2 separate regions of the Homo sapiens genome follow, and region 2 is linked to region 1. A link is a contact called in ENCODE Hi-C or POLR2A ChIA-PET data. All regions are on one chromosome and are shown on one strand. Each heading gives the region's core, a stretch centred on a gene start or an enhancer-like site at or near the end of the contact. The rest is flanking DNA. Distances are from core to core; before and after follow the strand shown.

Region 1 (3,828 bases), core at 51-2,550:
GACACGGTACACCAAGGGTAATCTGCCCTTGAGTTCAGTGGCCTCATGGGACTCAGTTCACAGATTGAAACCAGTAGTTTCAGGAGCAGTAGCATATAAAAAAAATGAGCAACATTTTTGAGAATATTCTATCAAGCAGGCATATGACAGGTATTCAGAATTCTCAGTTCTAAGGTGAGTTCTCAAATTTGTTTTTAGGCCACCCACTTATTTTTTCCTATGTGAGAAGGAGAGTTGTTATTTGTATTTACTACTATTTGTACTTTAGCCAAGCTTGCCAACACAGATAAGGGAGTAAGAAGTGATAATAAGGCCGGGCTTGGTGGCTCACGCCTGTAATCCCAACACTTTGGGAGGCTGAAGTGGGCAGATCACCTAAGGTCAGGAGTTCGAGACCAGCCTGGCCAACATGGTGAAACCCCGTCTCTACTAAAAATACAAAAATTAGCCAGGCATGGTGGTGGGAACCTGTAATCCCAGCTACTAGAGAGACTGAGGCAGGAGAATCACTTGAACCCAGGAGGCAGAGGTTGCAGTGAGCTGAGACTGTGCCATTGCACTCTAGCCTGGGCAACAACAGTGAAACTCTGTCTCAAAAAACAAATAAATAAATAAAGTGATAAGAAGACATCCCCTAAAACTATCAGGGATGCAGCCTTGTGTTTGGCTTCTCCAAAGAAAAGAGTCATATTATGGTGTTTTAGGTCCCTAAAAATTCAATAAACATTTACTAAATGATTACTATGGTCATGGAAATGATGGCTATGTTAAGTGTAATATGAAACTAGACCTTTGCTTGCCAATGCTGAAGGCCAAAAAGCATTCCACAATAAGCTGACCAATATAAATTACAGAATTTCCTTCTTGGAGAAGAAAGGAAAGATAATAATATTAATTATTATTATCATTATTATTTTGAGATGGAGTTTTGCTCTTGTTGCCCAAGCTGGAGTGCAGTGGCATGATCTCGGCTCTCTGCAACCTCCGCCTCCCAGGTTCAAGCGATTCTCCTGCCTCCTCCCAAGTAGCTGGGATTACAGGCGCATGCCACCACGCCCAGCTAAATTTTTTGTATTTTTAGTAGAGATGGGGTTTCACCATGTTGGCCAGGCTGGTCTCGAACTCCTGTCCTCAGGTGATCCACCCACTTCGGCCTCCCAAAGTGCTGGGATTACAGGCCTGAGCCACTGCACCCAGCCAAGATAATTATTTAAAAGCGACTCTTTTGTTGTTGTTGCAGAACAAAGCAATCCAACAATAATTTGTGTGCGTGTGCTTCAAAGAACTAGTTACGGTATGATGATGACTCATCCCATTGATGGAAGATGTAATTTTTCTTATTGATTGAAGTGAGGCATTAATAAGAAAAATGGCTGAGAAGCTCTTGTCTGTATATTTAAGGTAGTGCTTTTCTCTAGCATGGTGCTAGACCACCTGCATCAGAACCCTGTGGGGAGCTTGTTAAATGAGACACAGCTTGGGCCTACTGAATCAAAGTCTCTTGGGCTAGGCCCAGGAATCTGCATTTTAACAAGTGCCTAGGCGACTCATGTAACTATATACTAAAGTTCCACCACATCTGGCTTAAGGTTCTTCCAGTTCTGATACTCTAGGATCTTTGAGTCCTTAGTGTGTTGCTTCGTTCTCTGAGCCTCATGTTTGCTGTAGAGTACGTGTTACCAACATAATCTAATGCCACTTTACACTGACTGATATAATGCTCTAGAGTTCATAAAGTCCTTTTAGTTAGGGGTAGGTTGTCACCTAGAAACATAATAGCTGATTAGTACTGGAAGTATACAGAGGTTCCTTCAGGATGGCTCAGCTCTCTCGTGGGCAGCCTTCCCATGCCAGCAGCCAAGCCCCAGCAGATGGCAGCAATGAACCAAATGAGCCCTGGGTTCCCCCGAGGCTTGCCTACCTCCCACACCTTATACAGTTGGCTTCACTAGCAGACCCGTGTGAATGAGTAAGCATAAAGGCTTGAGATATCTAGGTAATATAAAATGCAAGTCTGCCACCTGCTATTTCAAATTACATTTAAAAAACAGGACACTGTTCATAAACTACTTTCTAATTGAACAGGATTCATAAATGGAAAATGATTGGTTAGGCACAAATGATTCTCTGTTTAGGTGCCAAGAATGACATCTTTGTAAAATTCCAAAGAATGGTTTATTATGAGACTGGCTAAGACGATGTTGCACAAACAACCATACAATTGTGGATGCACTGCAATGGGTCAAAAATGAAAAGAACAATTGCCAGGAGCATTTTAGTAGCTCCATAGAAAAGAAGCTCTCCTGACTTCAAGTCTAGTGTGCCCATTTATAATCTAGGCCCAGAAAATGAAAATCCTAAAAAGGGTTAAACAAAAAATATTAATAAAGTCTGAAGTGTACAAATTCAGTTGTTTTCATGTCCACCCTCATTTTGGCAATCTAGTAGAACATATGGAATTCTTTTTATAAACGAAGGTGTCATTCTTTTTTCCTTGTAACAATAAGAATGGAATGAGATGACCATAGTCAGTCAATTTCTCAAGCAACAAAATGCAATCAGGGTCACAATGTACTGTGATCAGGGGGTAGGGGACACAAACTTCCTGATTTTTAGGATGTTCTAAACTGCAACCTAAGACCATTTTACTCTAATCAAATAAATTAGCTTGGCAGGGAAGTAGGTATAAAACATTAGCAGAGAAAGTAGTAGTGACGATAGGGAAAAACAAGGTCTCTGAAGGGAAAATCTCTAAAGGGAAGACATGGACAGAGAACAGAAAGAGCACATGTCCTTCCTCTGTCTAAAATATTCTAATGACTTCCCCGTTTGGGCTACACATTAAATTCCAAACGCCTTTGTAGGCATCCACTCAGGTCTGCCTTCTCCCTTTAGCCTCATCTTCCAACACTCCCCCTCACGCATGCTTCCCATTTCTGCATCTGCGTGCTTCTGGGTTTTTCCCATATGTTGTTTCCCTTCCTTGTAACGTTTATCTCCTTTCCTCAAATCTGGACCCCTCATTCTTTAAGACTAGGCTCAAATGTTACTTTCTCAGAGAAACTTTCTCTAACAGCCTTACCTTAGATTTACATTTCACACCGCACAACCTTCGATGGTAGCTCTTATTATATTATAATCCTTTATTTATATGCCTTGCTCTCCTCTTAAATCACATGCTCCTTTTTTGGGGGGGGCGGGGGGACGGTGGGAACAGAGTTTCACTCTCGTTGCCCAGGCTGGAGTGCAATGGCATGATCTTGGCTCACTGCAACTTTTGCCTACTGGGTTCAAGTGATTCGCCTGCCTCAGCCTCCCGAGTAGCTGGGATTACAGGCATGTGACACCACGCCTGGCTAATTTTGTATTTTTAGGAGAGACGGAGTTTCTCCATGTTGGCCAGGCTGGTCTTGAACTGCTGACCTCGTGATCCACCCGCCTCGGCCTCCCAAAGCGCTAGGATTACAGGCATGAGCCACCGCGCCCGGCCACATGCTCCTGTTATAGTGCCTGCGTGCACATCACAGAGACTCAGTGTACTTATGCAAAGTGAATAAGGCGTGCTTAAGACTAACAAGGCAGCTAAGAGGACTGCTGGGTGGTGGTGGGGATATCACTAAGAAGGTCCATAAAAATAGACCATTCAAATTCTAGTTCAGTTTTAGAACTCAAGCAGTGATCTAGTTTGAGAAACAAAGTTTACTGACTAAACTGTACTACGTGAATTTGAATGTCACTTATTACTAAAATCTGCATTTTAGTGCTAAAATATTGTTGGTGACAGAGCCAACTGAAGAAGAGGTTTTAAAGGTTCTACCAGGATTGAAA
Region 2 (3,983 bases), core at 814-3,313, 110 kb after region 1:
TTCACTTTCCACAAAAGCTTTTATTTGCTTCTAAGCCTTGTCAGAAAAAAATTTTAAAAGATGTTAAGTGGGAGAAAGAAAAATTAATTGGAGCCCATGTAATGATAAATTTACCAGACTATGCGTGTTACAAAGATAACCAGTCTCAGCTGGGCACAGTGGCTCACACCTATAATCCCAACACTTTGGCAGGCCAAGGCAGGGGGGGTCTGAGACCAGCCTGGGCAAGAAAATGAGACCCTGTCTCTACAAAAAACATTTTAAAAAATTAGCTGGGTGTGGTGGTATATGCCTGTAGTCCCAGCTATTTGGGAGGCTGGGGTGGGAAGATCGCTTGAGCCCAGAAGTTAGAGGTTGCAGTGAACTGAGATCATAGCACTGCAGTCCAGCCTGGGTGACAGAGCAAGACCTTGTCTCTAAATAAATAAATAAATAACCAGTCTCTTATTAAAAATCAAATAAAATAAAATAAATGTTGGAACTATAACTCTCTGGTTTGTGTTAAAAACCTAGTTCTTAAGAAGCTTAATATTTCTAATATTGCAACATTTCTAAACAATACTGGTTGTGTCCATGTAAACTTATGCTTGAAGGTTAAAAAATAGTAATCTATATTTAAAAGGGAATAAGTTACTGAAGACATGTAAAAAAAATTAGTCTAGAAAATTTGATACTGGATCCATGGATTCAAAAATCAAAGCATAGCTGACGATGTTCTTTTGTTACCTGAGTGGTGGTTACAGGGATGTGTTCACTTTGTGAGAAATCAACAGTATAAACTTATGATTTGTGCTGTTTTCTTAAATGTAGGTTATGTTTCAATTAAAATTTTAGTAACAAAAAAGCAAAACACAAGAAGAAAATCAATTTTTCTAAAAATCCTCAACTAGACTTCTTAGTTCAAAAAACTAAATCACAAGTATTAAATCACACTGCATTAGTTTGCTGGGGCTGCCATAACAAATTTCCACAGACTGGGTGGCTTAAGCAACAGGAAGGTATTTTCTCATAGTACTGGGGGCTGAAGTCCAAGATCGAGGTGCCTACAACTTTGGCTTCTTCTAAGGCTCAGCTCCTGGGCTTGCAGATGGCCACTCAATTGTGGCCTCCTCACATGGTCATTCCTCTGTGCATGTGCAACCCCAGTCTCTCCTGAGTGTCCAAATTTCCTTTTCTTATAAGGACACCAGTCAATTGCCACTGCCTCTTTTTAAATTCATCGCCTCTTTACAGGTCTTATCTCCAAATACAGTCACATTCTGAGGTACCTGGGTTTAGGACTTCAACCTATGAATTTGGAGCAGGGGCGGGCACAGTGGCTCACGCCTGTAATCCCAGAACTTTGGGAGGCCGAGGCGATCGGATCACTTGAGGTCAGGAGTTCGAAACCAACCTGGCCAACATGGAGAAATCCCAGCCTGGGCAACGGGGTGAAACCAAGGAAGGAGGGAAGGAGGGAAAGAGGGAAGGAGGGAGGAAGGAGGGAAGGAGGTAAGGAGGGAAAGAGGGAAAGAAGGAAGGAGGGAAGGAGGGAGGGAGGGAAGGAAGGAGGAGGGAGGGAGGGAGGGAGGGAGGGAAGGAGGGAGAGAAGCAAGGAGGGAAGGAAAGAGGGAGGGAAGGAAAGAGGGAGGGAAGGAAGGAAGGAAGGAAGGAAGGAAGGAAGGAAGGAAGGAAGGAAGCCAGCCAGGTGTGGTGGCACACACTTGCAGCTCCAGCTACTCAGGAGGCTGAGGTGGGGAAATCACTAGAGCCCCAGAGGTAGGGGGTGCCATGAACCGAGATCGGGGCACTGCACTACAGCCTGGGTGACAGAGTGAAAACCTGTCTCAAAAAAATAAATAAATAAAGTTCAGGTAGTTTATTTGTCAGAAAACACTGAGGGTTGGAAAAATGAGGAAGAAGAAATGAGCCTATAAAATGATTAGTGTAGAAAACCAGTACCAGCTGGATACTACTAAGGACAACTGTTGCTTAATATGTGCCTTAGTCACCCTACCTGAGGATTAAAGGAGCTGGGTGTTTATCAACTAACAACTCCTGGCAGATATTGGCTGAACGCCACTCCCAAAGTGAGTGTTAAAATCCTGGCATTTCTGGCCTGCCCTCCAGGCAGGCAGAGTAGTTGGCAGCAAGAGAAGCTCTCAGGCAGACAAAGGTGCCGAGATGTAAAAGTTGGCTAGTGTGCACAGTAACGGCAAGGCCTTGAGAGGCTATGGGCGAACACTGACAGCACCTGGGGCATCTATGCCACAGCCCCTAATCTATAGGAGTCTGTCCCAAACTTGTGAATGTAAAGACACATCAGCCTTCACCTAGAAGCAGCAGAAAAGGGGTTGAGAAGTGCTCTAAACCAGACTTTTTTCTTTGCTAAACGGTACAGATCTTTCTCTCAAGAAAAGTCTGACACATAACACATTATACAGTAAGGAAAAAAATGTGTCAAATCATCATAGTCATTAAGTTCTGCATAGCTATATAAAAGAAACTGAAGCTGTAAACAACACTGGGTGGTGTACTTTTTTTTCCCTCTATCAACAGAAAATGCCACAACTTTCAACCATAAAATATTCTCAAGAAAGGTTCTTTTAGACTGGGGGGAAACAAGTGAGGCTGGGCGTGGTGGCTCATGCCTGTAATTCCAGCACTTGGGAGGTTTGGGAGGCCTGAGGTGGGAGGATCACTTGAGGTCAGGAGTTTGAAACCAGCCTGGCCAACATGGTGAAAGCCTATTGCTACTTAAAACACAAAAATCAGCTGGGGGGCCGGGCACGGTGGCTCACGCCTGTAATCCCAGCACTTTTGGGAGGCCCAGGCGGGCAGATCACGACGTCAAGAGATCAAGACCATCCTGGCCAACATGGTAGAACCCCATCTCTACTAAAAATACAAAAAAATTAGCTGGGTGTGGTGGTGCGCACCTGTAGTCCCAGCTACTTGGGAGGCTAAGGCAGGAGAATCACTTGAACCTGGGAGGCGGAGGTTGCAGTGAGCTGAGATAGCACCACTGCACTCCAGCCTGGTGACACAGCAAGGCTCTATCTCAAAAAAAAAAAAAAAAAAAATAGCTGGGTGAAATTAGCTGGGTGTGGTGGCAGGAGTCTGAAGTAACATTTATTTGGGAGGCTGAGGCAGGGAGGCGGGGGTTGCAGTGAGCCGAGACTGCAACACTGCACTCCAGCCTGGGCAACAGAGCGAGACTCCATCTTTAAAAAAAAAAAAAAAAAAATAGTAAAATAGTATGTATAGTATGTGTCTGTAGGGCTTTTTACCCTTTATTATTTTGAAATAGCTAATGATACAGTCTGTATAAGCAAGAATTTGTGGGCTGATACACATACACGAAGTTCTTTAAAAAAAAAAAAAAAAGACTTCAACTGCATTTCTTTTTAAACAGAGCAGTCTTTCAAAGTGTGCTGGCCACTACCAGAGTTTCGCTTCTGGGCAGGCCACAGCTGTCTAACGGCTGGTAGGAACATATAAGAATAAGGTTTTCTTTCAGAACTTAAACATGTTTAATTAGTCAGTTTTGTATTAAAGATATATAAATGGACCTAACTTTCAAGAGATTTTAAACTCAAGACAAAATTGGTTTCTCAATTATTTATCAATATTCCAGGGAAGAAATTCATACTCTAAATTGAGGCTTGTATACAAGTTGTATATAATGTCCCTACTGGGATATACCAATATAGTCCCTATTCATATTCACTCTATTACATTAAATAACATTTTTTATTCCATTCATCATACGAATTCTCATACCACCTACTTCTATTTTACTTTGACTTTTATTTTAAAGCCCCCTATTCCCTAAAGTCTGGTCATAGTGGATTGACAAGATTTTCTTTCTAAACTCATCTGCTTGTTAACTTTAACTTGATGCAATCTGAAAACAATCCATATGAAGCTCAGTGAACACAGCTTTCGTACTTTCCCTAACACTGGCTCCAGTTTGACATCAGTACCTCAGTACTATTCCAGAA

Evidence for each region. A loop is a pair of places that touch in the nucleus more often than their neighbours do. ChIA-PET counts read pairs that join two places held with the same protein, here RNA polymerase II (POLR2A). Pooled maps may share reads with other maps.
Region 2: a loop to region 1 is called in a map of HCT116, with 2.1 times the contacts of the local background. The contact joins two enhancer-like sites. A Hi-C loop is called at or near these places in 3 of 168 maps with a recorded cell type or tissue (HCT116, PC-3 and PC-9) and 2 of 50 pooled maps. POLR2A ChIA-PET finds 5 or more read pairs at or near these places in 3 of 52 experiments (BJ, MCF 10A and OCI-LY7).

Annotation. Positions count from the first base shown.
Region 1 is chr13:45,279,288-45,283,115 of GRCh38, reverse strand. All of the region lies in intron 7 of GTF2F2 (general transcription factor IIF subunit 2), which reads right to left. Among named protein-coding and RNA genes, the nearest start is that of SNORA31B, 55 kb to the left of the region's middle. Within about 2 kb of position 1,300, at least 3 of the 41 ENCODE cell types and tissues checked have a DNase peak (open chromatin) inside an H3K27ac peak, as active enhancers do; they include HCT116, where a contact is called at or near this core.
Region 2 is chr13:45,166,476-45,170,458 of GRCh38, reverse strand. All of the region lies in intron 4 of GTF2F2 (general transcription factor IIF subunit 2), which reads right to left. Among named protein-coding and RNA genes, the nearest start is that of KCTD4, 33 kb to the left of the region's middle. Within about 2 kb of position 2,063, at least 8 of the 41 ENCODE cell types and tissues checked have a DNase peak (open chromatin) inside an H3K27ac peak, as active enhancers do; they include HCT116, where a contact is called at or near this core.